Linked DNA regions of Mus musculus: regions 2, 3, 4, 5, 6 and 7 are each linked to region 1. Evidence: chromatin loops called from intact Hi-C (ENCODE). Cell type or tissue: gastrocnemius. All regions are shown on one strand. Region 1 holds the start of Gm40112 (a long non-coding RNA gene). Region 2 has its middle 13 kb from the start of A230001M10Rik. Region 3 has its middle 16 kb from the start of Casq2. Region 4 has its middle 37 kb from the start of Gm40110. Region 5 holds the start of Ngf (nerve growth factor). Region 6 has its middle 47 kb from the start of A230001M10Rik. Region 7 has its middle 4.7 kb from the start of Casq2.

What was found. A loop is a pair of places that touch in the nucleus more often than their neighbours do. Peaks named below come from ENCODE experiments on the same cell type or tissue, not always from the same donor. Only the 100,000 strongest peaks of a DNase experiment are listed, where the experiment ranks them.
Region 2: it touches region 1 in a loop (16-fold over the local background); 21 of 42 quality-filtered maps call a loop at or near these places.
Region 3: a loop joins it to region 1, with 2.8 times the contacts of the local background. A loop is called at or near these places in 17 of 42 quality-filtered maps.
Region 4: it touches region 1 in a loop (11-fold over the local background); 23 of 42 quality-filtered maps call a loop at or near these places.
Region 5: a loop joins it to region 1, with 4 times the contacts of the local background. A loop is called at or near these places in 15 of 42 quality-filtered maps.
Region 6: a loop joins it to region 1, with 9 times the contacts of the local background. A loop is called at or near these places in 16 of 42 quality-filtered maps.
Region 7: a loop joins it to region 1, with 3 times the contacts of the local background. A loop is called at or near these places in 17 of 42 quality-filtered maps.

Annotation. Positions count from the first base shown.
Region 1 is chr3:102,690,427-102,694,426 of GRCm38, reverse strand. It overlaps Gm40112 (a long non-coding RNA gene), which reads right to left and starts at 114. Exons shown (of 3, transcript XR_867534.3): 1 at 1-114. In gastrocnemius, a CTCF peak has its summit at 2,403 (motif pointing right); a DNase peak (open chromatin) is centred at 2,448.
Region 2 is chr3:102,247,306-102,251,305 of GRCm38, reverse strand. No RefSeq gene overlaps it. Among named protein-coding and RNA genes, the nearest start is that of A230001M10Rik, 13 kb to the left of the region's middle. In gastrocnemius, a CTCF peak has its summit at 1,747 (motif pointing left); a DNase peak (open chromatin) is centred at 1,752.
Region 3 is chr3:102,068,894-102,072,893 of GRCm38, reverse strand. No RefSeq gene overlaps it. Among named protein-coding and RNA genes, the nearest start is that of Casq2, 16 kb to the left of the region's middle. In gastrocnemius, no CTCF peak of the experiment used is centred here; DNase peaks (open chromatin) are centred at 1,658 and 2,344.
Region 4 is chr3:102,333,797-102,337,796 of GRCm38, reverse strand. No RefSeq gene overlaps it. Among named protein-coding and RNA genes, the nearest start is that of Gm40110, 37 kb to the left of the region's middle. In gastrocnemius, a CTCF peak has its summit at 2,424 (motif pointing left); a DNase peak (open chromatin) is centred at 2,431.
Region 5 is chr3:102,467,863-102,471,862 of GRCm38, reverse strand. It overlaps Ngf (nerve growth factor), which reads right to left and starts at 1,944. Exons shown (of 3, transcript NM_001112698.2): 1 at 1,903-1,944. In gastrocnemius, no CTCF peak of the experiment used is centred here; DNase peaks (open chromatin) are centred at 1,505 and 2,021; H3K4me3 peaks cover 2,007 bases; H3K27ac peaks cover 1,954 bases.
Region 6 is chr3:102,307,516-102,311,515 of GRCm38, reverse strand. No RefSeq gene overlaps it. Among named protein-coding and RNA genes, the nearest start is that of A230001M10Rik, 47 kb to the right of the region's middle. In gastrocnemius, a CTCF peak has its summit at 1,599; DNase peaks (open chromatin) are centred at 1,077 and 1,592.
Region 7 is chr3:102,079,755-102,083,754 of GRCm38, reverse strand. No RefSeq gene overlaps it. Among named protein-coding and RNA genes, the nearest start is that of Casq2, 4.7 kb to the left of the region's middle. In gastrocnemius, a CTCF peak has its summit at 1,703; a DNase peak (open chromatin) is centred at 1,705.

The DNA.
Region 1 (4,000 bases):
GTGGATAACTGTCATGCTCCCAATACTTCCACTTGGCCTCAGCTTCAGAAGTGACTGCAGCGAGTGTCAGGCATCCAACCACTGATCTAACTTCTCAGTATACCCATCTACTGGGAGTGAGGGGCAAGGGCTGCACCTTCCTGCCATTTAACTGGACAGCCAGTGTGGGCCTTCACATCCTCCTTCAGCTCCAGAAGCCTCCAACATGACCCTAATAGGAGGAAGGAAGGGAGGTACTGAACCCTTTAGTCCCATTTCCCAGTGGAAAACTGAGGCACTTATAGAACCGAGGGGGGGGGGAACCCTGAGATTTGGCAAAGAGTGGCTGCCATCTTCTGTGTGTGTGTGCATGCTTGTGGGTGTGTGTGTGTGTATCTCTCTGTGTGTGTGTCTGTGTGTGTGTGTTCCTATTCCTTCCTCACTCCCCAAGAGGGACAGCCTAGAGATGACATGATTTAAAGAGGCCCCCCCCTTTTTTGAGGAGTATTAGGCACCTTTCATAGTGTTTCTTCTTCTTCTTCTTATTACGTATTTTCCTCAATTACATTTCCAATGCTATCCCAAAAGTCCCCCATACCCTCCCCCCCAACTTCCCTACCCATCCATTCCCATTTTTTTGGCCCTGGCATTCCCCTGTACTGGGGCATATAAAGTTTGTGTGTCCAATGGGCCTCTCTTTCCAGTGATGGCCAACTAGGCCATCTTTTGATACATATGCAGCTAGAGTCAAGAGCTCCGGGGTACTGGTTAGTTCATTAATCTGATGTGCTTATCTATAAATAGGAAATGCCAGTCATCTCTATCTTTCAGCCTTGTTGGGCGTCAGGGGAGGTCATTGAGGTTACTGGGATCTAAATGTCAGAATCTGTTCCTAAACTTCAGTGAACACAGAAGACATCAGTCAACAGTGCCCACTCGGTGGAGAGCACACATGAGGTACTGACCCAGACCCCTCACTGTTCCCATCAGTGGGAGGAGCCACATCCATTATCCTTCACACAAGCTGATCTACTGTGGGTCGGGGCTCTGTTACATTGAATTTCCTAGCCACGTTACTACAGTAGGGGAGGGAGCTAGCTGTGCGTGCCTACCGCATGCTGAGTTTGTTACATGACTCTTAATCTTCATGGTTCCAAGAGGATTGTTAACCGCTAAGGAGTTGCCTACCTGGCTCTCTTTCTCAGTTATTCTCAGCTCTCAGGGCATCTGCCTCCACTCTGAACAGAGAGCTTTGCCTCAGAGCCTGCCCGCAGCTGTTCTCTTTCTATGGTGGCTGCTCCCTTGGAAGGCCATTTCCCTTCCCATGCCATACACTGCTGCCAACCCTTAGATCAATTCCCCAGGCTGCAGACTAAACAGTCAATTACCAATTACCTCCCAGAATTTTCCTCTTAGCCACATCCAATTCCCCATATTCAAAATAGAACTTACCGTCTTCCTCATATACGTTCTCCCCATCCCTGGTTTAATGAGTAACACACCATCAAGCTCGCCCCCTCCCCACAAGCTGGAGCTGGGACTTGATTGAGAATTTCCCATTCCTGCCTCCTCGCCACACCCACTCTGTAAGCAAGTCCTGCTGACCTGCTCTCTACCACATCTCTTCCTCCATTCGGCTTCTTGTCCTGGTTCTAATTTAGACCCTCATTTTCTGTTGGCCTTCAGTCTTGTTTCCCTGAGGATCAACTTCTGTTCCCTTTCCATCAGAGTAATGCATTCGTGAATCTGTAAAATAGCTCGCTGCTTGTCTAGCTTCCTGTCATGTTTAAAGGAATGAGAAACCATAGGCTTATCCTCTCAGCCTTTTCTGGCTTTTCACCTTCTCTCTCCCCAGATGGGTCAGAGCATCTTTAGCCCCAGCTGTCTTGACTGACACACCTATAGTCCACTTGCCTGTCAACTAAACGTCTTCTCAGCTTGAGGGTCACATCTGTCGGGCAGATCCTCCTGATTCACCACCTCTGCACAGCCTCACAATAGACACACATACAGGCATACATGCACACACATGCACACGTACACGCACACATTCACATTTACACATGCACACTTACACTCACACACAAACACACACATACACACATGCATGCGCAAGTGCACACACACGCTTACTTACATTCACATATGTGCACACATGCATGCATGCACTCATACATACACATACAGGGACACACACACATGCATGCACCCCTCCCAGGAGTTGTCCAATCTCCTCACCTGGTTGAAACTCTCTTGGGAGTGATGGTCAAGTCTTAGTGATATGTTTCCCTGGCGTTCATCGTGGCGTTTAGCACACAAAGAGAATTCAACCCGTGCCTACTGAATAAGTGAGTGAAGAAGTTACAGAAAATGTAAACCCAGGCTAAACCCAGAGCAGAGGGGAGCCAAACTCTGGGTCCTTCCACTAGAGGGCACTCTCGCCGTGCTCTTCCTAGGCTCCTCAACCAGCTGTGAGAGAGGCTGGCAGAGGCACTCAGGATCTGGCAGCCTGGCTTCTTGCTGGTCTCCTGTCAGTCTCTTCAGATGCATCCTTTTTTCTCTATGTACTCTTCTCTCACGCCATGCTTGACACACATAATGTTTGGCTACAGCAAATACAGACCCTTTCTCACTTCTTAGTTCTGACCAGAAATGGTTTAAATCATCAGTGAATATTAATTATTGACAAGCTTTGAGGGTTCCAGCCTTCCTGCTGCTTTAATGTTTCTGAGCAACATGAGGCATTACTTTGCTATGTTAGTGGACATATGCTTTTGGTAGGAGGGTTGGGGTTGCCTGAGAGACCCTCAAATTGAACATGTTCCCAGGGTTGCCAGGCAATGCTTAGCCTTGACCAGGGCACATATCCATCAGTGCACATCTCGCGGCACACGCCTAGATGTGAAATAAGTGTCACTTGTAGTCTTCAGCCTCATTCGTAACGGCCCCTCTTCATGGTCCATGGGCCCAGCTGGGAAACTACACTTACATTCTTGCGTTCAGTACTGTGTGCTTCTCTTTAGAGACATTGGGGATTATGCAAAGGGCCATTCTCAGAATGATCCAGGTGGTGGGAGTGGGCAACTGGGACATCAGTGTCAGCAAAGGGGCTGCAGAGGAAAGATGCTGTGTTGGGGGCTTTGTCTCTCTTCACCTCATGACGCGGGGTTAAAGTTTATGATTTAATTCCAAGGGCATTCCTAGAACTTGTTTGTAGGGCAGAGACAGGGAAGTGGGAGACTAAAGGAAGTTTAAAAGCCATGAACTAAGTAAGATTAGTGTTTTTGTTGTTTGTTTTTCCTTTTTGTTTTAAATCAGGAGGCTGGTGGGGTGGGTATTGTGGAGAGGGGTCCAGCCTGCTAGGCTGGAAACAGCCAAAGAGAGAGTTTTAGGAGGAGGCTCTACCTTGGTCAAAGGGAAACATGGGAAAAGAAGATTATAAAAATACCTATGGTTTATTATTTGATTGCTTTTTAATAATCTTAAAAAAATCCCAGAACATTTTGATTGTCTCCCATTCTTGGTTGTTAGAGTCTTGTTTAAGTGAGACTTTATTGAGTCAGGAGCACAGGGAACTCTGGGATTGTATGGGTTAAGTGAGGAACATGGTGTAACAACTATCCAGTTGTTCAAGGGTGCCTGGTCACCCTTGAACAATCCCCACTGTCTCCAAAAAGATATTCAGAATGAAACATGAGAATTTAAGTGTAGTTTCCCAGCAGGAAGCCCCATGGAGCACTGTGAAGGGTAGCTGTTATGAATGAGGCTAAATGTTCACATAGTATTCTTTAAAAAATAACAGTGAAGCCCATTTCACAAGGGCAGGATGCCTCCTTTATGACGTGAAAGCCACTGAGTTTGACTGAGCATCTCTGGAGGAGATCCTGTGGCTTCTACAATCCCTTTCGATCCTGAAGTCTGTGGCTTCCTTAAAACGGCAGGTTACCAGGCCAGCGGGGTGTTTTACCTGCTGCATCCGGAGACCAACGTTAGTGTGTGCCAAGGAGGGGTGCACAAGGAG
Region 2 (4,000 bases), 440 kb after region 1:
TCTTGAATCTCCAAAACTGTGAGATAGAGAAGCCTCTTTTTAAAACAAAGTACCCACCCCCTGGTATTTTGTTATGACAACAGAAAGCGTCCCAAGACTGACAGTAATTGTCTCTTCTCTGTTACTAACATCACCAGGAATCATTACCCATTGGTTTCCCTGATCTTGTCCACTCTCCTATCCTCCGATGCAACTCCACAGTCAACATGCTTAGGTGACCCTTGTCTCCCATGGGTTCATGCTCCCTGCGCTCCCCAGCTTGTGACACCCTGTCTTCTTCACTCCCTGTCCTTTCCATCAACCTGAGGAGTTCCAGACATCTTTTCTTCCAGGAATAATGTCAGCAGTACAGACATTAAGCCATAGAAGTGAGAGTTATTAATGCTGGGCTAAAAGGTAAGACTTGGATAGCAGTGCATTAAGACCTAAGGGCTGAGACTAGAGAAAGGACTCAGCAGGTAAGGATGCTGTTGCTCTTGTGTGGGACCTGAGCTCTGTTCTCAGCACCCACATGGCAGTTCCCAACTGGCTATAACTCCAGTTCCAGAGGATCTGACTCCCTCTTCTGGCTTCTTGGGGAACTGAACATACATATGTGCAAGAAAAGCACCCATGTACATAGAGTTTAAAAATTATCTATTTTGTAAAAATCCAATAGCAGAAAATACACACCAAAGGGCATGGGGATGACAGAGACAAAGATGGGTGAAAGTGAACACTGCAGAAATGACCTGAGTGTAAAACTCTGAGCCTGAGCCTGAGCCTGAGGGTGAAGGCGGAGAGTGCAGAGATGTGTGGTTCCTGCTTCTACAAGAAGCAAGGAAGAATGCATGGGCCTAGATACAGGGAACAATAGAAGCCCAGATGCTGGGGCCAGGATGATGGAGCCTAGATGCTAGAGCCCAGATGATGGAGTCTGGATGATGGCACTCGGATGCTGGGGCCCAGTGCAACACCAGCAATTATCCTAGGAAAGGAAGAAGGATGCTATATTGGTTGCTTTTTTGTTGCTGTGATAAAACATCATTACCAAGAGCAGCTTATAGAAGAAAGAGTTTATTTGGGCTTAGGGAGCCAGAGGGAGAGTCCATAATGGTGGGCCAGGCGTGTCAGCAGGTGGCTGCAGCAGGCAGCAGAGACATCCCATCTTAGCTGCAAACATGAAGCAGAGAGGGTGAATGGGAAGTAGGGCGAGGCTAAAAACTCTCAAAACAGCCTCCAGCAGGGCCTCCCTCCCCCATCCAGACCTCCCCAAACTGCACCACCAAGTGAGGCTATTGGGGGGAGGGACATAGCTCATTCAAACCACATAGAGGGGTTGCTTCTGGGGAAGAGGATACAGGGATACCTGGCTCTGCGGGGATGGAGCGTCAACATACTTGTACCTGGCTCTGATGGGGAGAAGTGAACACTGACCAGGAGGGACAGTGGTTTGGAAGGGTGCAGTCTCTCTGTGCTCTGCACAAGTCTGCCTCTGACTGAGTCTTCAGTGTTTCATAGGACTCCTCACCCGAACTGCGGGCTGGACTAAAGTGTGGTCCCAGGTGGTCACTCAGAAGAGAATAGTCCTCACCTGTCTGTGCCAATAACCTTAGCCTCTTCCGGGGAGGCCTTTCACTAGCAGACTGTTAGCAGAATGACTGTGCCTTGGGCTTAGCTGCGACTTTCTCTTCCCTAATAAGAGAAGCAAGCAGAAAAAAAGCTGAGTGGACAGCTAATTCTAGACTGGGTTTGTGGTGCCATCTGGTGTAGAAGACGTGCCACTGCTTGGCCTGATGGCTGTCACAGAACCGTCTGTGTGTGAAGATTGCTTGAAATGCTTGCTAGAAATGAGCTGAGCTTCGGATGGGGCATTTAACTGCCTGGTATGGAATCTAAGTGTGTGGTTCTTCAAACATACAAGTGCTAAAGATCAAGCCTAGGGCCTTGTGCGCACTAATCAAGTGCTGTTCCACTAAGCTACACAAAGCTCCAATGTGTTTTTCTAGAAAACATTTCAGGTCTCAGGAGCATATGGTGAGGACCACAAATGAAGGACTGACTCTCCTAAGTGAGCCGTTCTGAGACACAGCACAAAATTCACCTGATTTTGAGACACATGGTGACTCTTTCTACACCTTTATCTTTAGGGGGGAAAATCTCCTGAATTTGATCTGGAAATACATGTACAAGTTAACATAGCCACTTCTGAATTTTAATCTTAGTATCTCAGCCCTAATGTCTACATAAGCCTTGTACTACCTAGGGTTCTCCAAAATGAACCAAGACAATGTCATAGGCATAGGAATAGATTTGCTAGGAGGAGGCAATGGCTCAGGGTTCTCTCTCTCTCTCTCTCTCTCTCTCTCTCTCCCTCCCTCCCTCCCTCCCTCCCTCTCTCTCTTTCTTCTTCCCACCCCTCCCCCAGCCATGAACACAGATACAGACATGGACACCCAGACACAAAAGTAAAAAGGGGAAGGGGGTGGGGAGGGAGGTGGTCCAGTGGTCTATGTACAAACCCTACCACCTGAGGTTTGGAGGTAAAGAACCTGCACACAGTGGCACACATATGTGACCCCAGCACTCCTATGGCGAGGTGGGAGAATGGGGACAGGATAATGTCCCCAACGCTTGGAACTAGGCTGAGGGATTCGTTACAAGCAAGTTGAAGGGCAAGGAGCGACCTGTGGTTGTCCTCTGACTTCTACAATCATGCCATGGCACAATGTGTCCCCCAGTATTAAAATAACAAAGAAGTGGGCTGGATAGAATGAAGAGGGAGATTGGGGGAGCTAGAAGAGAATACTAAAGGCTAGTGGGGATTTGGGTGAGTGATAGAAGAAATATAAGACAGGTATGGTCATGTCACTGTACCCACTCTTATTTATGATTAATACATACTAATAAAAACATTAGAAAGGAGCCTGGCAGTGGTGGTGCATGCCTTCATTCCCAGCACCCAGGAGTCAAAGGAAAGTGGACCTCTGAGTCTGAGGCCAGCCTGGTCTACAGAGCAAATTCCTGGACAGACAAAGCTATACAGTGAAATCTTGTCTTGAAAAAAACCAAAATATTAGCAACTTTCACCATGAGTGTTAGTCCTCCCACAGAGCACCAGGCACTTGGAGCACTCATCTTAGTGCTCCCTCATCTTTGGTAGTCACTCCACTACTGTTATTTGCCTATGTTTCTAGCACTGAGATTGGGAGAGGGGTGGGCAGGGAGAGAGAGCGAGTGAGAGAACAAGAGAGAGAGAGAGAGAGAGAGAGAGAGAGAGAGCCCTGAGCTTGTTTGCAGAGTAAACTACATTGTGAGAAAATGTCTGAACAACTTTTACACTAGCAAGGTGAGGAAATACAGCAAGACAGTGCTTAACACAAGAAAGAAGATACGAGAAAACACCGTAGCAGTAATGGCAGTGTCTGTGAAAGCCTTTAAAGCTCTCATCATATGGCCAAGACTGTCGGACTAGTCTGGCTTGTTTGTTTGTTTGTTTGTTTGTTTGAATTCATGTAGGTGTCATTTCAAAGGCAGGTAAGCACTAAGGGAATACTGAACGAAAAACCTGGAAAAGAGTATTCCAGGCAAGCTTGGGGACCCAAGTTCGATTCTTAGAACCAACATAAATGTGGAAGGATAGAAGCAATTCCACAAAGTCAAGTTGCCCTGTGCCTTCCACACATGCACTGTGGCATGTACACAGCCCCCTGACCATCTCACACACACACACACACACACACACACACACACACAAATAATAACACTAAATTAAATTTTAAAACACTCCAGACAAATGTTCACCAGCAGGAAGTATGTAATGATATATTAAAATCATCAAAATAGACTTTAAGGCCCATGGAGTTATCTGAGCTAAAAAGGCTCCACATGAAAATAAAAGATTTTCTTTTTTCTGAAAAAACCAGCATTTCTAGGTTTTCATATTTCTAGCAAATCCTGTCTATGTAAAGCGAATTGACCAGCAGAGAAATATTCACCAGTCTTCACCATGGGCTTCATT
Region 3 (4,000 bases), 620 kb after region 1:
TTCAGTCTCAGTCAGTGTGACTACGATAACAGAGTACTATAAAAAATATGGTTTATAAGCAGCAGAAATTTATTTTTCATAGTTCCAAAAGCTTAGAGGTCCCAGATCAAGGTGCCAGCCGCTGAGGTCCTACATCATGCTTCATAGAAGATGGCTTCTAACTGCATGCACATGATAGAAAGGCCGAAGGAGCTTCCTGCAGCCTCTTTTATAAGAACAATAATCTAATTCATGAAGGCTACACGTAATTAATACCTTGATACCTTCAAGACCTAATTGATTCCTCAAAACCTTACCACTAACCCCACAGCACTGAGGGTCAGGAGTGTAGTAGCATACTGTCGTTCTGGCTGGTCAAAGTTATTTCAAGTAGTTTAGTTTAGGAGTGTTATTTGTTTGTTTGTATTTTGGGCTACTCTTAAGCAATGGGAAAAACTAGAGATATTTAAATAAGATTATGTGACAGCAAAACCTGGAGATAGCAGCTGTGAGTTGCTGTGTCTTGGTTACTTTTCTGTTGCTATGTTAAACACCAAGACCAAGGCACCTTACAGGAGGAAGGGCTTCTTTGGCTATGGTTCTAGCAGGATAAGAGTCCATCATGACAGAGCGGAGGCAGCAAGCAGCGGGCATGACGGCAGGAACAGGAAGCAAAGAGAGGTCACTTCTCAACCACAATGGTGAGCAGGAAGCAGAAGAAGTGAACAAGAAGAAAAAGACAGCATTCAAAGCCCATCAAAACTGATACACTTCCTACAGCAAGGCTGCCCCTCCTAAGCCTCACCAAACAGTGCCACCAACCTGTTCTAACATCTGAGCCTATGGGGGCATTGCTCACGCAAATCACTATGCTATGAATCTTCTCACCACCAACAACAACCTTGTCCCCTCTGCTCTACCTTCTCCTGTCTTAAACTCATAATATTGACTATCTGGTTGTTGAATAGCGATTGCATAATTTCTGGGCTCTTCACTCAATTAGCCGGGCGTGGTGGCACACGCCTTTAATCCCAGCACTTGGGAGGCAGAGGCAGGCAGATTTCTGAGTTTGAGGCCAGCCTGGTCTACAAAGTGAGTTCCAGGACAGCCAGGGCTATACAAAGAAACCCTGTCTCGAAAAACCAAAAAAAAAAAGAAAAAGAAAAAAAAAAAGAAACTGTAGTGATTTTCTTCCTAGAGACTACAGCAACATCTTCTCCAGTCATCTCTAAAAGCTCCAGCCCAGGCAATAGACTCATCCTGAATCCTTCAGATACGGGTGGGGTGAATCCTCCCAAAGCTTGAACTACTCATCATTGCTAAAAGATCATAGGAAAGTGTATCAGTTACTGGTCTCACTGCTACCTCGACATGCTTGACGGGAAACAACTCGCGGAGGAAAGGTGTGTATAGTCTCTCTCTCTGTCTGTCTGTCCGTCTGTCTGTCTCTGTCTGTCTCTCTGTTGCTGTCTCTGTCTCTGTCTGTCTGTCTGTCTGTCTGTCTGTCTCTGTCTGTCTCTCTGTTGCTGTCTCTGTCTCTGTCTGTCTGTCTGTCTGTCTGTCTCTCTGTTGCTGTCTCTGTCTGTCTGTCTGTCTCACTCTCTCTCTCTCTCTCTGTGTGTGTGATGTGTCAGCCAGAAGTTTTCTCCATAAGCTTGAGCAGATGGGGTTTCCCAGCTGGTGCGGTATTTTCGCTAACAGTGTGAGGGTGCCTTATGGCAGGGAAGAAGACATGGAGGCAGAAGCTTGGGCAACAGCTAACATGTCATCTTCAGTCAGGAACCAGAGAGAGAGATAGATGCTGGGCTCTCTACTCACTTTCTCCTCTTTATTGACTCCCTGAGATTCTCATAAGCCGCAGAGATTTGTTTTTCATAGTTCCAAAAGCTTAGAACTATGCTAAGCTCATAAGATAGCTACCCCCAACTTCAGGGTAGGCCTTTCCTCCTCAGTTAAACTTCCTTGGAAAGTCCTTTATAGACACATCTACCGCTATGTCTTCTGGTTGATTCTGAATCCCGTCATGCTCAGCAGTCTCAATGCTGGATTTGGTAAGCTTTACGCTAGTTGTAAACACTTCAGAAAAGTAGCGACACACAGATATGAACTGTCTCTTCACTCCTAAAACACAAAAGCCAACTTCATATGATGATGGTACTATTTCTTAACTCTAATGAGATATTTCGGAGACGTCATCCAGGGTGGTGCTGAGCCCTCTATATCCATGTATGAATGGGATGCCTGCGTGACAGATGCACAGTGAGGTGGCCACTGCCATCATCTACATTATGGACCAAGACTGTGAGGTGCAGAGACAGGATTTCTTTGTCCGACATCACGCACAGTAACAGATGGAGCTGGGACCTCAGCAGCTGGGACTCTGACTCAAGCATGTGTGATGAGCCACACCGTATGCCTCTGCTAAGTGTGTGGGGTGGGCACATATAAATAATGCCTTGTGGCTTCACAGACATAAACAAATTAGTGTACGTGTTAGCTATACATGTTATTACTACTACTACTATTATTAATTTGTTATTTTACTGGAGATATCTCTGCATTTCACACCAAGCTCCAGCCCTGGGAATCATTACAAATGTTACCACTTTTGGATTTAAAACCAGAAGGCTCCATCGGTGCCTCTCATTCAAGAACAATTTTGCCCGTGCTTCCCTTGGAGGCCTTTGGCAATGTCTGTAAACAGGGTTGATTGTCTTAACTCTGGAGGGAAGTTGGTGGAGGTGCTACTGGAGTGGGTCAATCTAGGGGGTGCCGTAAATGTTTTATAGGACACAGGAAGAAATCATCCAGTCCGAAAGTGTCACTGGAGACATCCCAGGCAAGACAGAAGCAGCTCACGGCCTGCCCACTGAGGTTCGCTCTCTGTGGACACTACTCTGGGTTCTGGTAAATACTTGAGTAGCAGGACTCTCACTGCTGCTCACAACACTGCCTGGATAAGCGGCACACTTCACTCTTGTGCAAGAACCTGCATCTCTACCCCAGTTGTGTAGTCAGTTGCTCTTTATAGCTCTGTCTTCTTGTCTGACAGACTGTGGGTTAAGTATAGACTGGGGAGAACACTGTCCTTAGTTGTTCCCAGAGAAGTATCTGGGGGTATGCCTACTCCATTCATCTTTCCTGAGTTATATTCTAACGTGGTCCTTGACTCCTATTTCTGCTTTCCCGTGCTAGCAAACCCTCAACACTGTCTCAGAGTTAGGGAAGACAACCAGGCTGATGGAGCGAAGGTGATCAAGCTTCTTGGAGAGGTTGTTCTGAGATTTAGTTTCCATCTACATAGGGACGTGTGGGCACATAATCCAGTGAGGCGTGAGGCAAGCCTTTCTGGTGTTCTGGGACATGGGACATGGCCTCTGACACCTGTGGGCTCTTAATATCCCCACTTCATCATCTCAGCAAGGTTCCAAGAATAGCCACTGTATCTTGCAATGTGTGGCCAGTGTTCACGGTATCCAGAAACATTCCTCAGCCCTCCTTCTGAGGGCAAAGGGACTGCTAATCTTCCCTCTGACTCACAACTAAAGCCAGCTTCCACAGCGGTGAGGTTGGAGAGATTGGAGAAGAGACAGTAGATCCCACATACCTCCTCCACCTGTTTGTGAATTCAGCAAATTCCTACCCAGCTAGCTAATCTTATTCTTACACAACCATTTCTAGATGGGAGTCTATAAACTCAGAAGTTAAATGATTTTCCTAAGGTGACAGAACTAAGCTGGGTGACCCGTGTCTACACATTGAAAATATCCCAGTCTTGGCTGAATTCATTTCAAGAAATGCATTGACCTTGTTACGCACGGCAATGTCTGTAAACACTGATGATCGTCTTAACTAAGAAGGGGGGTTGGCGGAGGTGCTATTGGAGTGGCTCAAATTAAGTGTCGACGTGGCGAGTAATGTGTCCTCACTAGCAAGGCAAAATGGACTTCTAAACACAACAAATAAAATACCTGGAAATAAAGGCAGATTGACATTGCTGGAGAACAGCAAAACACAAGAA
Region 4 (4,000 bases), 360 kb after region 1:
CAGCTGTCTGGAGTCACTGCCCATTCAGCCCTCTTTGCACTGTTCAGTCAGGCACTACAGGAGTAAGAAAATTATCCTCATTATCACTGAGGATAGCTTAGGAAATCCATTCTTTTGTGTGTGTGTGTGTGTGTGTGTGTGTGTGTGTGTGTGTGCGCACGCGTGCACACACGCGCAAACTCATATACACACACAAAACCACACACACACATACCAGGAAGCCTCACAACAGTCAACTTGTAACAGAAACTAGGATGCTCTACAGCGACTTGTCCAAACTTGAGTATAGGCCCAGCTCTATCTGGACTATGAGAGGATTTACTGTTACATAAAAGCTAGCCACTGCACCGGTCTCCTTGCCTCTCCCTGACTGCAGCTGCGCACCTTCCTTAGAAACCTTTCTTCTCTACACTTATTCTCTTTTTCTTACTATTCTCTTGCTCTCCCTCCCTCCCTCCCTTCTTCCCACCTCTCTCTCTCTCTCTCTCTCTCTCTCTCTCGCTCTTTCTCCCTCCCTCCCTCCCTTCCTCTCTATCAGTCAGTCAGTCAGTCAGTCTGTCTGTCTGTCTGTCTGCCTCTGTCTCCCCCCCCATTCTCTCGCTCTCTTTTCATCTCCCCATCTTCTCTATTGTCTTCCATTCTTATAGTTTCCTATCCCTGGCCATATCCAGTCTGCTTCTTTCTTTATGCTCTGGAATCTTCCAGATGCCTCTGTTTTTGTTTTTTGTTTTTTTTTCTCTTATATCCACAATAAAAACTTTACCCGTATCATGGACTGGTCATGTCAGCAGTTTCTATACTGAACCCCCTCACATACAGGTTCCATGGGATGGGGACAGAATTAAGTTGCTATAACGAGAGATAGGTTGTGAAGCCACTCTCCAGGACACTGCAAGTCACCTACAGTGCTGAGTAGTCATGTGAGCACATGGCATATGGCACACGGTATGACACGATGACGTCATTGTTATAGCAACTCAATTCTGTCCCCATCCCATGGTGTATGGCCTTCTTGCTGGTTACTTTCTCCCTGGCTAATTTCATTCATGCCTGTGGCTTTAGTTAACAATGTCCAAAGAAGATACACATCTTCACCCAGGTCTATAGTGCACCTCCTACTTGATAATCATCTATGGAATGCTGACTAATGGCTCGGTTTCTGCATCCAGGAACCTGGTATGGTTCCACCCTCTTCACTTAGTCACTTGGATTAGATTTATCACGTCCAATCCTGCCTTTTAATCCATGATAACAAATTGGGGTAGGGCAGAAACACAACTGTGTTATGTGTGCTGGTTATAAAAGAGAAGGGCTCAGCTTCGGGATGTTGGTGGGTGCAGAGAGAACCTCAGTGGAACAGAAGGTTTCACTGGGGCCTCCTGCTGTATTCTGAGGCTCCAGTCTCTTCAGTCTCCCTTCAGAAATCCACACTTTCAGAAGTGAGCTTGTATAGAGAAGGGGTAGCAGGGGGGTGCAGGGGTTTCTAACTCCTAATAGTCTAAGCCTTCACATCTGCAGTATCATCCAGCCTTCACATCCAGTATCAGGGCTATGCTCCTTTTCAGAGAAGTAAATTGACTTTCCCAATGTCTCACAGCCAAGAAATACATTGTATTTGTCAGCTCAGAAGCTATGACTTTTGCTTCTTGCCCTAAGAAGCTCATACTGATTATTGGAGGGGGGATGGGTGCTCAGTTACCCCCACTAGGAAAGCATCACGGCAGAGTAGGTAAGCACAGGTTTCCATGGTTGAATTGGTTGGGTTTGAGTTTTGCACAACAAGCAGAAGCTAGCCCGAGAAGCATAGACAAGTTGCTTAACTTCTCTAGGTCTCAGTTTACCATTACTACAACATAGATAGAAACACAGCCCACTTCCTATGGTTAGTGAAACAATGTGTGCAAACTATGGCATCATTTGGGAACTTCTAAGAACCCGGCTCCTGTGGGTGATCCAGAAAGGGCCATCACCAGTGTATGAGCAGGAAGAGAACCTGTTTTGAAACAGTCTAAGAAGGTTCAGTAGAGGTTTAGTGGAAAGACCTGCAGCTGAGAACAGGGCCTCTCTGTGCCCAGAAAGTCCATCCCAAAGTGAGTTTGAACTTGACCCTGGAATTGCATTTTAACTTAGAGATGGGTTCCTTGGGTTTGAATGTATGGACATTGGTTGGTATATAACTGCTAGTGCTTAATATGTTGTGAATTCCCTAGGTTTCTTTTCATCCCTCTACCTAAGGTGATGAGAAAATATCTAGGAAAGATGTCCAGGGTCCAAGATGGGGCCCAACATACGTTTTTCCAAGAATACAGAACACTGAGCCACTCTGAAGATATGGGCCCTCTTTCTGTCCAGTCCAAGCCAGAGTGGTGAGTGACCCCAGGTGTCCTGAAACCCCCACAGACTGCTGTGGGCATCTACTGCCACCTACAGGCTCCATATGGCACTGCCTCTCCTGTCCTACACTGTGTTTATCTGCTCAGAGGAAACACCCATTGTGCATTTCTGGTCTGTCTACTGACTGCTTGAGATCATTAAAGACAGTGATAGAGGCTGGTGAAGCATTCCAGTGTGTAAAGACACCTGCCACTAAGGCTGACCACCTGGGTTTGATTCCTGGGCTCACCGGGTGGAAAGCAAGAACCAAATGCCGCTAATTGTCTTCTGACCTCCACAGGTAAACAGTGGCCAGCTCCATTCACATGTTATACATACAAGCACATGAAATAAATAAATAAATAAATAAATAAATAAATAAATAAATAAATAAATAAGAAAGAAGTCATTTTTAAATACCTATGGCTTTTATATATTCATAATGGAGTAGATGTCCAATACATGGCTGCGGAATGAATGAATGAACGAATGAATGAATGAATGGAAAACTGCCTCAGAGTGGTGGGTCCCGAGGAGCTCTGACCTTCCCTTCAAGTGTTTCTATCTGCTGGGAGGAATGATCATACTGGGAGGCAGCGACCACTAGTGTCTCTCAGCTCCACCCTGAACATCAACACAATGGGCTCCTGGTGGACCACAGGGAAGAAGTCAACATTTCCCACAGTCCAAATTGCTGCTGCCACTATGATGGAGATGGGCCAGGATTAGCATTCTGTCTTCTTTCCATATGAAGGCACTTCTTAAGGGACATCCATCCTGACTTTCTGCCTGCCCTTGCTAGGGGAGGAACCATAGACATAAAGAGCGGCAGGAGAGGGAGCATGAGAGAGGCAGGGAAGGGTCCCTGAGCCACTGCTGTGGAGTGGACAGCACTCACCCTTCTCCACTCTGTCTTACCATCCTCCAATGCCCGAGCCATCAGTGTGGCTCCCCAGAACTCAAGACATACAGCCTGGGAGAGTTCTACAAGCCTTCTCGCTGTCTGAGACCACCCACAGGACGTCTGTGGCTCTGACACCTTCTTGTGTACAGAGGCTGCAAGGCACTGACAGACACCAGCTCCCTGAGGCTGTGCAGAGAGGGTCTTGGAACAAGACAACCGTGAAGAAGCTGAACTGCAGAACATTGGAAGCAGGTAACACTGTCGGGTCCCAGCCTCAAACTACCCCAGAAATATTAGGTCACAAGCAAAGGCATTTCTGGATTTCCCCTTATCCTTTACCAGCACTGCATACAATGCTGGGACCTGTGGAGCGAGATGCCTTTCACACTTGACAGAGCTCTCTCGTCACGGTCACCCCAAAATATGAACTGAGCATGCTCACTCTCCTGCATCAGCTCATATGTGGGAGGCAGAACCTATATGTTCATCAGTGTGTAGTGTATATTTTAGGTGAGGTGAGATGAGGTGGGGAGAGTGGTGGCGAGGGGCTAATCACTCCTCTTGGTAGCACTGAGGAATGCTGGGCAAAGCCCTCCGTGGGGCAAGTCATAACGCAGATTTCATGTTAGGCCAGTGATTCTCCAAGTTGGCTGCACATGCCACCAACAGAACTTTTAAAATCCTAGGCCACATCCCACCTGTTAAACCAGAACCTCTAGGAGT
Region 5 (4,000 bases), 220 kb after region 1:
CTAAAGATTAAAAGGAAAGAACTGAGAGCCACCAGCATGAGGATGACTGTCCTGAACAAACTCAGCTCTGCAAACTTTTTGATATGCAGGTGGCTATCCAGGCATGACAGTGAGTTTGGCTGACTATTAAACCTTCTGAGTCACTGTGATAGTCTGTCAAATCATGTGTCCCACACCACAGAGACCCTGACCTCTGACACCTGGGACCCTTAACATTTTCTTGGGATGAGGGAAAGTGCAGAGATGTGTCATTAACCCCATCCTCTTTCAAGGACCCAGCACAAGGGACAGTCAAGTCTTCTGCATGTCATTACCAGCCATGCTGGCCTCATCCCCCAGACCACATTCTCCTCCAGCTGCGTGTCCCCTGTGAACCTCTGGGAATACCATCTATGATGAGTTAGTAATTCAGGTTGCCAGGCTGACACATGGCTTACTCAGCAGACGAAAACCGAATGTGGCCCGTGACTCTGGAGAGAGGGGAAGTTTCATTTGGTAGAGAACTGTTACACTGGCCAAGCAGGGTGGTAAGGGCGACTGCACTGCCCTCTGAACTGCTGGGAGAGGGGCAGGCAGCCCTTTTCATCAGTTATAACTGAGTTTCAGGAGTTCGAGACCCTGAGGAGACGTTATGGATGGGACCTCTGTGGCTAGTTCTGAGTTTGCAAAGTTCAGCTGGCCATGCCTATGGGGAGAGTAGACTGGTACTGCCAGAGAGGACTCTGGGAGGATGGGGGCAATACATCAAATGGCTTTTCTCCAGGGTTTCCATTGGCCTCCCATGATAGATGGGGGCAGAGGCACCCAGGAGAGCAGTATTTTTGGTCTGCAGCTGGGAACGTGCACTGAGTTTTCCTTAATACCCACAGCACCCAAAAGACTTCGTAGTAATACACTTTAACGCACGAAAGACCCATAAATTATCCTTCAAACTGCACAATTTCCAGTCTGGAACAACTTGGAAAAACCAGCCTAACAAGCAGGCTCTTCTTGACTCTCTGAAGTAAACCTGATGAGAAAGGTCAAGCCAAAAATCACCTTCCTTATGAATCTCAGAAAGTTTTAGGAAAGCAAGAGCATTGTAATCAAACGGTGCTAAAGACGCCTTATGTTTACATTGGATTCAAGTTTCAACACCCTGACCCCAGAATCCTCTCTCCCTCCCCTGCAGCTTCTCTGCCTGAACCCAAGAGCGACCGCTGCCCTTCCCAATCCCGGGTGCCAGCCTCTGCCACACCTGGCAGCAGACAGCTGAATGTACTGGGTGACCCAAGCAGTAAGGCTATGCCTTGGGATGCCCAGCAGGCCCCACCGAGGACCCTGGTGCTCGGCACTTGGAACCCAAGCTTCCAGAATCAACCCTTGGTACCCACAATATTACACTCTGAACCCTGCTACAAACACCGAGTCTAGATCACCCTGGCTGACAGTCCTCTTACCTAGGAGCAGAGAGGCGCTCTTGGGTCTGTGAGCACTGCCCAGTCGGCGTGCTGTGCACTCGCCCTCTACCGCGCGCGGGCTACTGTTCCGCCACCCCAGCGCGCTCGCAGCGCGCGCATCCCTCACTCCAGGCTCTCTTGAGCGCTGTCCCCTTCTAGCCTGAGAGCTCAGGCTGGGCAATGCAGCTTCTGCAGGCGCCAGTGTTGACTTTGGTACTTCTGGTCATCCAGGAACAGGGAATTTCACGACCAGGGAGACCCTCACTCCCTTCGCTTCCCTTGCGTGCCCACGATCTCGTGTTCCTACATCTACTCGGGACAGTTCTTTCAAGGGTGCGCTTCAGCCCACAAAGATCTAGCTAGACAGGGATCCAAGCACACCGTCCCAGGGAGCCCGGCAACCCCAGTCCGCCGCACCGCGTTGCACCCGTATCGGGGCTCGGCTCAGAGAAGCCTGACTCACCGATGCGCTCCCCTCCGGCTCCAGGCGCTCTCTGCCGTGCTGGAGCACAGAGCTTCTTTAACAGGCTTCCTGACTGTATTTAGCCCCTCCTCCAGGCTCGTCACACCCTCTCCAAATCCTGCCCCCCACTCACCCGACCCCTCCCTCTCTGGCCAACTCCAATCCCAGCCCGCACCTGCTGTGACTAGACCCAGGGGTCCGGGTTGTAAGGGTCCTGGGGACAAGGGATGGATAGCTCCCGAGTTGATGGGACATAGCCAGGAAAAGCCAGTCAGGGAAGAATTCAAAACCCCTGGTTTAGATGAAAATGCATGGTGGGGGGAGGTCACAGATGCAGAGAGAGATTTTCTAGGGCACCAGGCAAGGTAGCTGGCTCCAAACACCAATGGGCAGACAGGCTGAGCAGGGCTGAGTTGATTGGCTGAGTTGGAGTCCCTTTACCTCTTCCCCTGGCTCACTGCCTTGCTAGCCTCCTGGGGTGACTTAGTCTTCTTTGGTGGCCAGGATATCAGGTGTTGCTATCTCTGCAAATCTGAGAGCTGAAGGAACACTGAGAACACCCACAACACCGGAAACTCCTGGATTGGCCAGTGCCAGGGGTTGCTCTGAAACCAGGCAGAAGCAGAATTAACTAGAATGTCAAGACAGAGGTATATCTGCCTGAGGTCAAAGGAAGAGGACCTTAGGTGTTCAGATTACCCCAACTCCCACTCCCACTGCCAGCCTTAGCACTGGCATTGCAGGGGCCTCCCAGGAGAGCTGGTCCCTTGGAAACTGTAGATGGAACTGTGTCTGTATGTGCTCCCTGCGTGTTTCTAGATCTGGGGTCCTAGGGCTTCTGTCGGTTTTTAGGAGTCAGTAAACACAGACCCAGGAGAAAGCCAGGCCTTCTGCACCACCCCAGGGCTCACCTCAATTCTCTCTCACCTCTTTTGTCTACTTACTTATGGTGGGGGGTCCTCAGTTGGCCCTCCAGAATGTCTTGGATCTGATAGATTCAGGAGCTGATGGGGTCTTCCCCGTTTGACCTCCCCTTCCTCTATGGTGTTTACACCTCAGCTTCAAGGGAGAAATATGCCCTAAGTCAGCTTTTTCACCAAATGTGCACTAACAATTGTAATAAAATTCTATGGATTTTGGAAATGAACACACACACACACACACTTGTGTGAAATGACTTACTTCCTTCGGAAAGACATGTTCTATGCCCCACCCCCACCTTCATGAATGCCACAGGAAGGAATGGATGCAGGAAAGTGAGTGACAGAGGGAAGGTAAGGTACGAAGGTGACACCTTAGTCTAGGCAAGAATCATGCTCCATGAAGTTGGGATGGAGTGAGGCCCAGGTGGTCCTTTTTCCCCATTGAAGGTCACGTGGGAAGGAGAGGACCTATTGATGTATTTCCAGTCCTCTGAATTTCAACTTCCCTTTGACTTTGACTTTGTCCCCACACCTACCATCATGCCATTTCAGGTACTCTGGGGAGGATGAAGGAAGAAGAGAGTGAACTTTTTTTTTCCTTGTTAATGCTCTGTGAGGTCCAGGCTGGTGGATGAACACACATTAGGAGTAAAGGTGAGAGACCAGGCAACACCAGAATAGCAGAAAACAGAGCTGACATCATGGCCATGATGCTCTGTGAGGAAACTTATCACTGTTAATGAAAAACTAACAATTACCAGATAATAGGATACATTTCTCCATTAATCATTTCACATATAACACTGTATTTTTTTTAAAGCACAAGCTCAAATAATAACTACCTGTGCATTCAGGGGTGGAACTACAAATGACACAAGCTGAGCTTTTGTTTGTGTCCTTGTGGTGTCACCTTGAAGGACAGAAGGATTTCAATCACTTGTGTTTTTTCCAAAAGAAGAAATTTTAAAAAGCAAAGTGAGTAAGATCTAAGCCCAGCTGTCCTGCCCCCAAATTGTTGTTCATATTTACACGTCTTGATAAAAGTTCATTGCTAGCTCTAACTAGATCTGTTTCTGTCCCTGAATTTGAAGGATCTTAACCAAGTATGAATATATAAACAGCAATCATCATTTACCGAGTTTACTCTGCTGTGTACTGGGAGATGGCTGCCACCT
Region 6 (4,000 bases), 380 kb after region 1:
CTTAAAGGTAAGGAAGCATAATTATATATCATCTCGATCTCGTTTTTCTCCTTAATTCTTTCTTTATTACTTCTGCAACTTGCCAGGTGCTTAACATAGAGGCAGACACACAAGACTTCTAAAAGGCACTTGCCTATCAACACTGCTATCAAACTTGCAGTTGGCTTGCCTCTATCCCATATCTACTCAACTCCAGAAAACTCACTCAGCCACTTAGTAACTGTCTAAAGAAGTGCTTGGTGCAGGTTATAACCTGAATTGATAATTAACCAATCAATCTTTTTTTTTTTTTAAAGCACAGTGAAAAATCACTATGCTTGCTGCCAGTAAGCATGGGGAAAAATAATACACCTTTGAATCCTGTTTTCTTTCCCTGCAAGTTTGATAGCAGTGTTGATAGGCAAGTGCCTTTTAGAAGTCTTGTGTGTCTGCCTCTATGTTAAGCACCTGGCAAAATATGAATGCAGAGAGAGAAAACCTGTAGCCATGTAGAGGAGAAATAGACAAAGCAGAGGCCAGAGGTCCCAGGGCCAGACACATAGCCCAGTGGGACCCCCAGGGCAGATTTTTTCCTTTCTCTTTTCTCTCCCTTCTTTTCCTCTGCTTCTGTTTCCTCTTCCTTTCTGCTTTTCACCACCCCCAATGTGGAATACATTCGTCAATGCTCTCTACAGCTATGTTTTCTTTTTAAAGATTACTGTTACACCCTAATAACATTGACTAATATATATTTTTTAATTCGGAATTTGTACAATTTCGGTGCCAATTAATAATTATATAAAAATTCCATTTACTTCTTGGGTCATTGGCCTGTAACGTCCACAGGTCTTGACAGGTTTAAATTGAACTGGAAAAGAAACCTTCCTTGTTTTAGGATGCCTCACAGCTGCGATGATTTAGAGAGTTCCCGCTCTTCTTCCCTTTTGCCCCTCCCCCTCTCTGGTTACTCACACTCAGCTGTGTCACCCTAGTGACCAATGAGCAAGGAATCTGCCATAGGTTCCTTGGGGAAGGAATGACTCACAGTAATCCACCTCCCTCCTGACAAGCCACCTGTGACTCCCTCTGCCAAGGGCTGGGGCAGGGCTCTGTACACAATGTGGTCCCCGCTCCATCAAGGCTGCTTGATTGATAGAGAGCCAGGTGGCCGCCAGGCTGGCCCCATGTAAGCCCGCAGGAAAGATACACCAGCGAGGTTCAGAGTCCCAGAGGTGGCCTTCGGGAGTCCAGCATGAGCTAACCCCGTAGGCTCGTAAATTGTCCCCAGATCTGAATTTAAACCTTCTCCGGGCAGAGAAACTTTGAGCTTCTCACTCCGAGTTTCGGGCACGTTATTTTCATCTACGGATAAAAGATAATAAAAGGTAACACTGCCCATTTAATGGATTTCTTGAGAGCATCCAGGACGCAGTATCCAGAAAGTTCCTAGAGGATGGGATAAGAGTAAGGAGAATGGAGGCAGACAGGGACCAACTCCTGGGTTCATCTAGAGTAGTATGGGAGAGCAGAGTCCAGCCAGCCCTCGTATCAAAGAGAAATATCTTGCTTCCAACAATGGTTGTTTCCTGCTCTTGCTGACTACACAGCACCACCTAGGGGCGGAGCACGCTTGGAGCCGACCAAGGTCCCGCAAGGAACGTTAACCCCACAGAAAGCCTTTGCCTCTTTTGGACTTCCCAGTCTCCACGGCTCCTCTTGCCTCTGCTCTCTCTTCCCTGGCCCATGTCCTTTCCCACCCAATCCTCGTTTCTTCTCATCCTCTTTCCCTAATGCACTGTTTTTCACACAGGGGTCCTCAGGGCTTTGAACTGAATGTAAATCTGTGGGAAGTCAGATAACATCCATTCTCAAACAGCCCTAACCCTCTTCTTACACTCCCTGCGATTGACTTCTTTTAGATGGCACCAAGGATTGCCATGGTTACATTGTCCTTGGGCTGGGACAGGGACCTCTAGTGCTGTGGACAGTAGGGCCTGGGGATTTCCACTTCGGTCAGCGAGAGTGCAATGAGATGGGTCACTCTCAGGTCATATCTCTATCCCAGGAGCCTATTTTTCCTAGTGGGAATCCTTACTCTCTGACTAAACTTAGATGGAAGAACAGAGTTGGAGAGTTGGCTCTGTGGTTGATAGAGTTAGTTATTTTTACAGATGACCTGGGGCTCTGTTTCTCAGCTCCTACATGGCAGCTCACAGCTGTGTGTAACTCCATGGTATCCAATACCCTCTTCTGACATCAATAAGTGCAGTATATACCTATGGTACACATACACACATTCAGGCAGTGCACTTATTGCAAACAATAATTTTAAAATTTTTATATAGAGATGTATATGCATGCATATATGTATACATATACATACACATATATACACATATGTACACATATATGCATACATATATACATATACATGAACACAAAAAAATAGAAGAGTGAAGGGTTATTTTGGCTAAGTCTACATTTTATGAGACTTTCCAATTTCAACCATTATTCTAGAAACTGTGACATATATACAGGGCTGAAGTATTTGTTTTAAAACACATTTATGGGCTTGAGAGATAGCTCAGAGGCTAAGAGTATTGTCTCCTCTTCCAGAGGTCCTGAGTTCAATTGCCAACAATCACATGGTGGCTCACAACTATCTGTAATAGGATCTGATACCCTCTTCTGGTGTGTCTGAAGGCAGCTACAGCGTACTCACATACATAAAGTAAATAATTAAAAAGAAAAAAGACATTTACAGAGAGATGTTGGATTCAGTTCAGCATTCTCTCCACACCTCCTTAAGTCTCTCTCATTCTTCTCAAGAGGTAAGATTTGCTTTCAAATCCCAACAAGTTGTCCTTGAACTGAGATCAAGTTTGTTCAATATAAAGTGTTTCAAAACCGCAACATGAGCACTGCAACGTGATAATAAGTATTCCTGAGTGTTATCAGAATACATCACTTCAATAGTCTATGTGTTCCTAAATTTCCCAGAAAACTATTGAATGCCAATGGAGGTGGTCGAGAGCATAAGTATCGAGTTACTGCATTCCTCTTTACTCATGGTTTGCCAGACCTGATGTTATTTGGTGTACACATTTGCTCTGATTACCGCACACAAAATTCAAAGTCAGTTTGGATTTTAGAAGTCATCTAGTTTACATCAAAGAGTCTCAGAAAATTTAAATTTAAAATTAAAATTTAAAATTTAAATTCCAAATTCCAACCATTTCAGAAGCATCATTTATAGACACAGAGAGAGAGAGAAAGAGAGAGAGACAGACAGACAGACAGACAGAGACAGAGATTTTACACAATTTCCTGTGTCTATTGAAGGATAGGTAGAGAGTCATGTGTGTATTTCTTCTCCATTTTCCCTTGCTGAAAATCATGTATTTTCTTCTCTACAAATGCCATGATTTTCTTTTTCTTTTTTTAAAAATTTATTCACTTTACAACCCACTCACTGCTCCCTCTTCCTGGTCACCCCCTTTTGCTATTCTCCCCTGTATACCTCCTCCTCTTCTCCTCTGAGAGGATGGGCACCCCACTAGGTATCTCCTTACCCTGATACATCAAGTCTCTTCCAGGCTAGATGAACCCTCCCCACTGAGGCCAGATAAGGCAGCCCATGACAGGCAACAGCTCTGGGGATAGCAATCCCCCTCCAGTTGTTCCAGACCCACATGAAGGCTAAGCTGCACATCTGCTACATGTGAACAGTGAGGCCTAGGCCCAGCCTGTGTATGTTCTTTGGTTGGTGGTTTAATCTCTGAGAGCCCAAGGGTCCAGGTTAGTTGAGTCTGTTGGTCTTCCTGTGAAATTCCAATCCCCTTCGGGGCCCTCAATCTTTCCCCCAGCTCTTCCATAAGAGTCTCCGAGCTCCATCTACTGTTTGGCTGTGGTGTCTGTATTTGTCTGAGTCAGCTACTGGATGGATAGCCATACTAGATCCCTGTAGGCAAGCATAACAGAGTATCATTAGTAGAGACAGGAATTGGTGCTTGCCCATTTG
Region 7 (4,000 bases), 610 kb after region 1:
TGAACCCGTGTCCACCCTGTAGGGAGCAGCACATTTTTCTGGCTGACACTACACGGTAGCGGCCTTCCCTCCGTGTTTTCCTGGTGTCTCTTCTTGTTCCATTCACCAGCCTTACGGGGTTTATAAACATGGATGTTGCAGCCACGTCTAGAGCAACCTTCATGCCTCACATCAGCTTTCAGTCCCCATCAACGCTGCCCAAACTGGTATGTAGCACACTATAGGTCTGTGTAAGTCTGCTGAAGCCTGTGAGGTTGGTTATGTGTGCAAGGAATGACAGGCGCTTTCAGTTTTGTTGCCTTTGATTTTGAGCAAGAAAGAATAGATAAATAAACAAGCAAATACAGAGAGAATGTTCGCCGTCACACTGTAATACAAGCCTGTGGCTCTCTAACAGCCTCTATTTCTTACCTCTGTGAATGGGACACCTAGAGTCCCCCAACCTCATCCCTTCCCACTTGTTCTGTCTTGAAAGGTGGCTAGATGATTCCAGGAACATGATTCTGGTTGATCTTCCCTATAATCCACCTCACGGGTAAACTGGGACTCAAAGCCAGGGTGTTTTCTTTACTGGTCAATTACACAGATTTTTCTGAAACATCTTCTATCGGCCTCCTTTTGGGTATAGGGAATAGACACACTGTAGACCTGGATTCATGAATTTATATCTTGATGAGGAGAGCACTCACATCATACACTATGTCACAAGGAAATATGCCCCCAAGAACAGTCAAGAAAGACAGAAGAATCATGATGGCCATGGGCTAGTTGATGCAAGAAAGAAGTTGAGGGAGGAGAGGCAGGGGGATCATCGCAGCTTCAAGAGCAACCTGGTCTATATGATGAACTCTATGCCATTGATCGAGACGTGAGACCTGTTCTCAAAAGAAGAAGGAGGAGGAGAAGAGGAAGAAGAAGAGGCCTATGGTCACTTGTCCTCAACAGGCCAATTAAGGAGACAATAGTGAAAAGCGGAGAAAGGAGATTTACTCTATATGGCCACACCAGAAGAGAAGCTAGTAAGTGGGTCCAGGCACTGTCTCGTGCATCCCTGGGGCTCTGGCCTGAGATGTAGGTTTAAAGGGAGGCCAAGAGCTGTGTGTGACTAAGCAGTCCTAGTCAAGGTAGAGAGGTCCCGGCTGACACTGAACCACCATGGTCTGTCTCCAGTCTCAGAATGGTGTGAACTCCTGAGAGATAAGTCTCCCCTCAGACAACCTTAACCTTGTCCCTCCAACCCCCAGCACTCGATTGCCGTGGAAATTCCAGTTTCTTGGTAGCCAAACGATGGAAGGGACATGGGTGTCTCCCTAGACTTCCTTCCTGCAAGGACAGTTACATACTGAGAACAGACATTTGTCCTGTACACACACACATTCTCATCTACTTTTAAAGGTCATACCTACATGCAAAGGCGAAGGTCCCCTCTCTTTTTACTCGTCCTTAGCACTCAGATTTCCATGTGACAAACAGAGTCAGATTTGAGCCCTTTCCTGGTTTTCAAATTTTCTCCTTGGTTCTGAGTTCCACCAGGATGACAGGCCTGGGGCCTCTCCTGGGCTGGACTGGGCTTTAGGAAGAGAGGCCTGCATTCCCTTCAGAGGAGGTTCTTTGAGGGGGCCAGACTCAGGACAGGCCCAAGCCTGCCTCTCTCCTACACTGACTGCCTCCACAGCACTCTTCTTTGACTAAAATACTCCACCCAGTGGACAAGCCGAATATGGCATCTTTCTCTGTGTAAGCCTTTGAACCCCCTGTCCTGCCCTGGCTTTGCTGTGGTAGCTGCTGTCCTAGGGGAGAGCTGCAGATCCCCACACAGCATGGCTTACCCAGCACAGGTGTGGTAGCTGCCCGGAGGCTATGTTTCCTCAGAGCGCTGAATGTCAGGTGCCCCTTAGCAGCCTTTCGACCTCCCCAGCATCTGGAAACTTCCGAATGGAATCAAATACAGAGAGAGCCACGTTAGTCTGACAACAAGCCCTAAGGCTCCACTAGCATGATCCCAATGCAGCTTTTAACAAATGTTACTTCCTTGGGGAGGGTGTTGGTCTAGACTGGGCCTCCCATTCGCTTCCTGATACGCGGCACTTCTCCTTGGAAACATCCCTCCCACCGGGGTTCCTAGCCTCTTAGATAGGCCTGAGGTTACTGGATCAGGGAACCATCTGTTACCAGCATTCATGAGCATGGTTCCAGAGCAGAGCTCGGTAACAATATATTAAGTAGCATTGTGGAGTTACTTTGTGCCTGGCCTGTTCAAAAGCACTGCAAATGTATTCCTTTTAGCATCTCTATGAAGCTGGTCATTTTACTCCTCCCAGTTAACAGATGGGCAAGCTGAGGGACAGAGAGATTTAGTATATTTTTGAGGCCGTGTAGCTAGTACTGGCAGAGCCCAGATTTGAACCCAGCTGAGGAACTCTTATCCCTGTCCTCCACCATCTTTCTCTGAGGTCTTGTGTCCCTCACACAAGCCTAGAATTGCTACAAAGCTACAACTGGCTGCCCACATGGAGATTGATCCATGACTCTGGCTTTTTATACTCAACCAAATAAACTCTCTTCGTTGAGAGTTCAGGAAGGAGGAAGACGCTGTTACACTTAGAGTTATGGCTCTGATGAAACATCAAGACCAAAAGCAGTTTAGAGAGGAAAGTGTTTATATCAGTTATTCTTCCTTAGTGTAGTTCATCACTGATGTCAGTCAGGGCAGAAACTCAAACAGGACAGGAACCGAGAGGGGGAGCTGATGCAGAGGCCATGGAGGGGTGCTGCTTACTTGCTTGCTCCTCACGGCTTGCTCAGCCAGGCTTCTTATAGAACCCTGGACTAACAGGCCAGAAATGGCACCACCCACAATAGGTTGCAGGTCGGATGGGGGATCCCACATAAGGAACTAAGAAAATGCCCTAAATATTTGCTTACAGCCTGATATTCTGTAGGCATTTTCTCAACTGAGGTTCCCTCTTCTCAGATGAGTATAGCTTCTGCCAAGTTGATATAAACCAATCCAGCCACGAGGATAATGCTTTCAGTGCTTGCTGTGGGGCAGCCACTGGGCTCATTACATTTCTACACTGTTTTATTTCAAATACATTGAACTGAGTATCAAGTCTTCCATTTCACAGGTGAAGAAACTGAGGCTGAGTAAGTTCAGTTAATCACCTGTTGCCATGCAGCTGTGAGGCTCAGACACTAGGAGCAGGCTCTACTGTCTCTATCTGGCTTGTGATGGCTTCTGAATGGTCTGCATAAGGAGAGCAGCCTGCCTGGTCTCCTAAAGAGGGAGTAGTTCAAACAACATAGAATTTACAAGGCAGGAGAAAAAGAGAAAACAGGGGCTTTAATAGGAAAAATAAGAAGCAAAGCAAAGGAGGAAGGAGAGCGGAAGGAGGGACAGAGAGAGGGAGGTCAGAAGAACAGAAGGAACAAACTTAGTTCTTAAGAAGCTGTAGACAAGCCGGGCGTGGTGGCTCACGCCTTTAATCCCAGCACTCGGGAGGCAGAGGCAGGCAGGCGGATTTCTGAGTTCGAGGCCAGCCTGGTCTACAGAGTGAGTTCCAGGATAGCCAGGGCTATACAGAGAAACCCTATCTCAAAAAAAAAAAAAAAAAAAAAAAAAAAAAGAAGAAGAAGAAGAAGCTGTAGACAAGGAGTGGAAAGATTAGTGTTAGTTTGTCATGGAGTCAGAGGGGCAGCAGAGAGGACAAAACGGTGTCAGAGGTGATGTGGACATGTCCAGATCTAGGGAGTTCAGTGGGGCTCCCTCCCACGAGACACCAAGGTTTCAGTACTCAGACCCGAGAACTGTTTCTTCCAGGGCCAAAGAGACTTTGCAGGTATGGTCCAGTTAGTGTTGAGATAAGGAGATCAAACCCAGCCTGGAGATCCCTGGTGGCCCATGTCCCCAGGAGGGGTTTTTATGACAGAGAGATGTGAGGGACAGGGCCAGAGTTGGGATGGTGAAGGACCACAGGACTGAGACCTCTCTAAGGCTCTT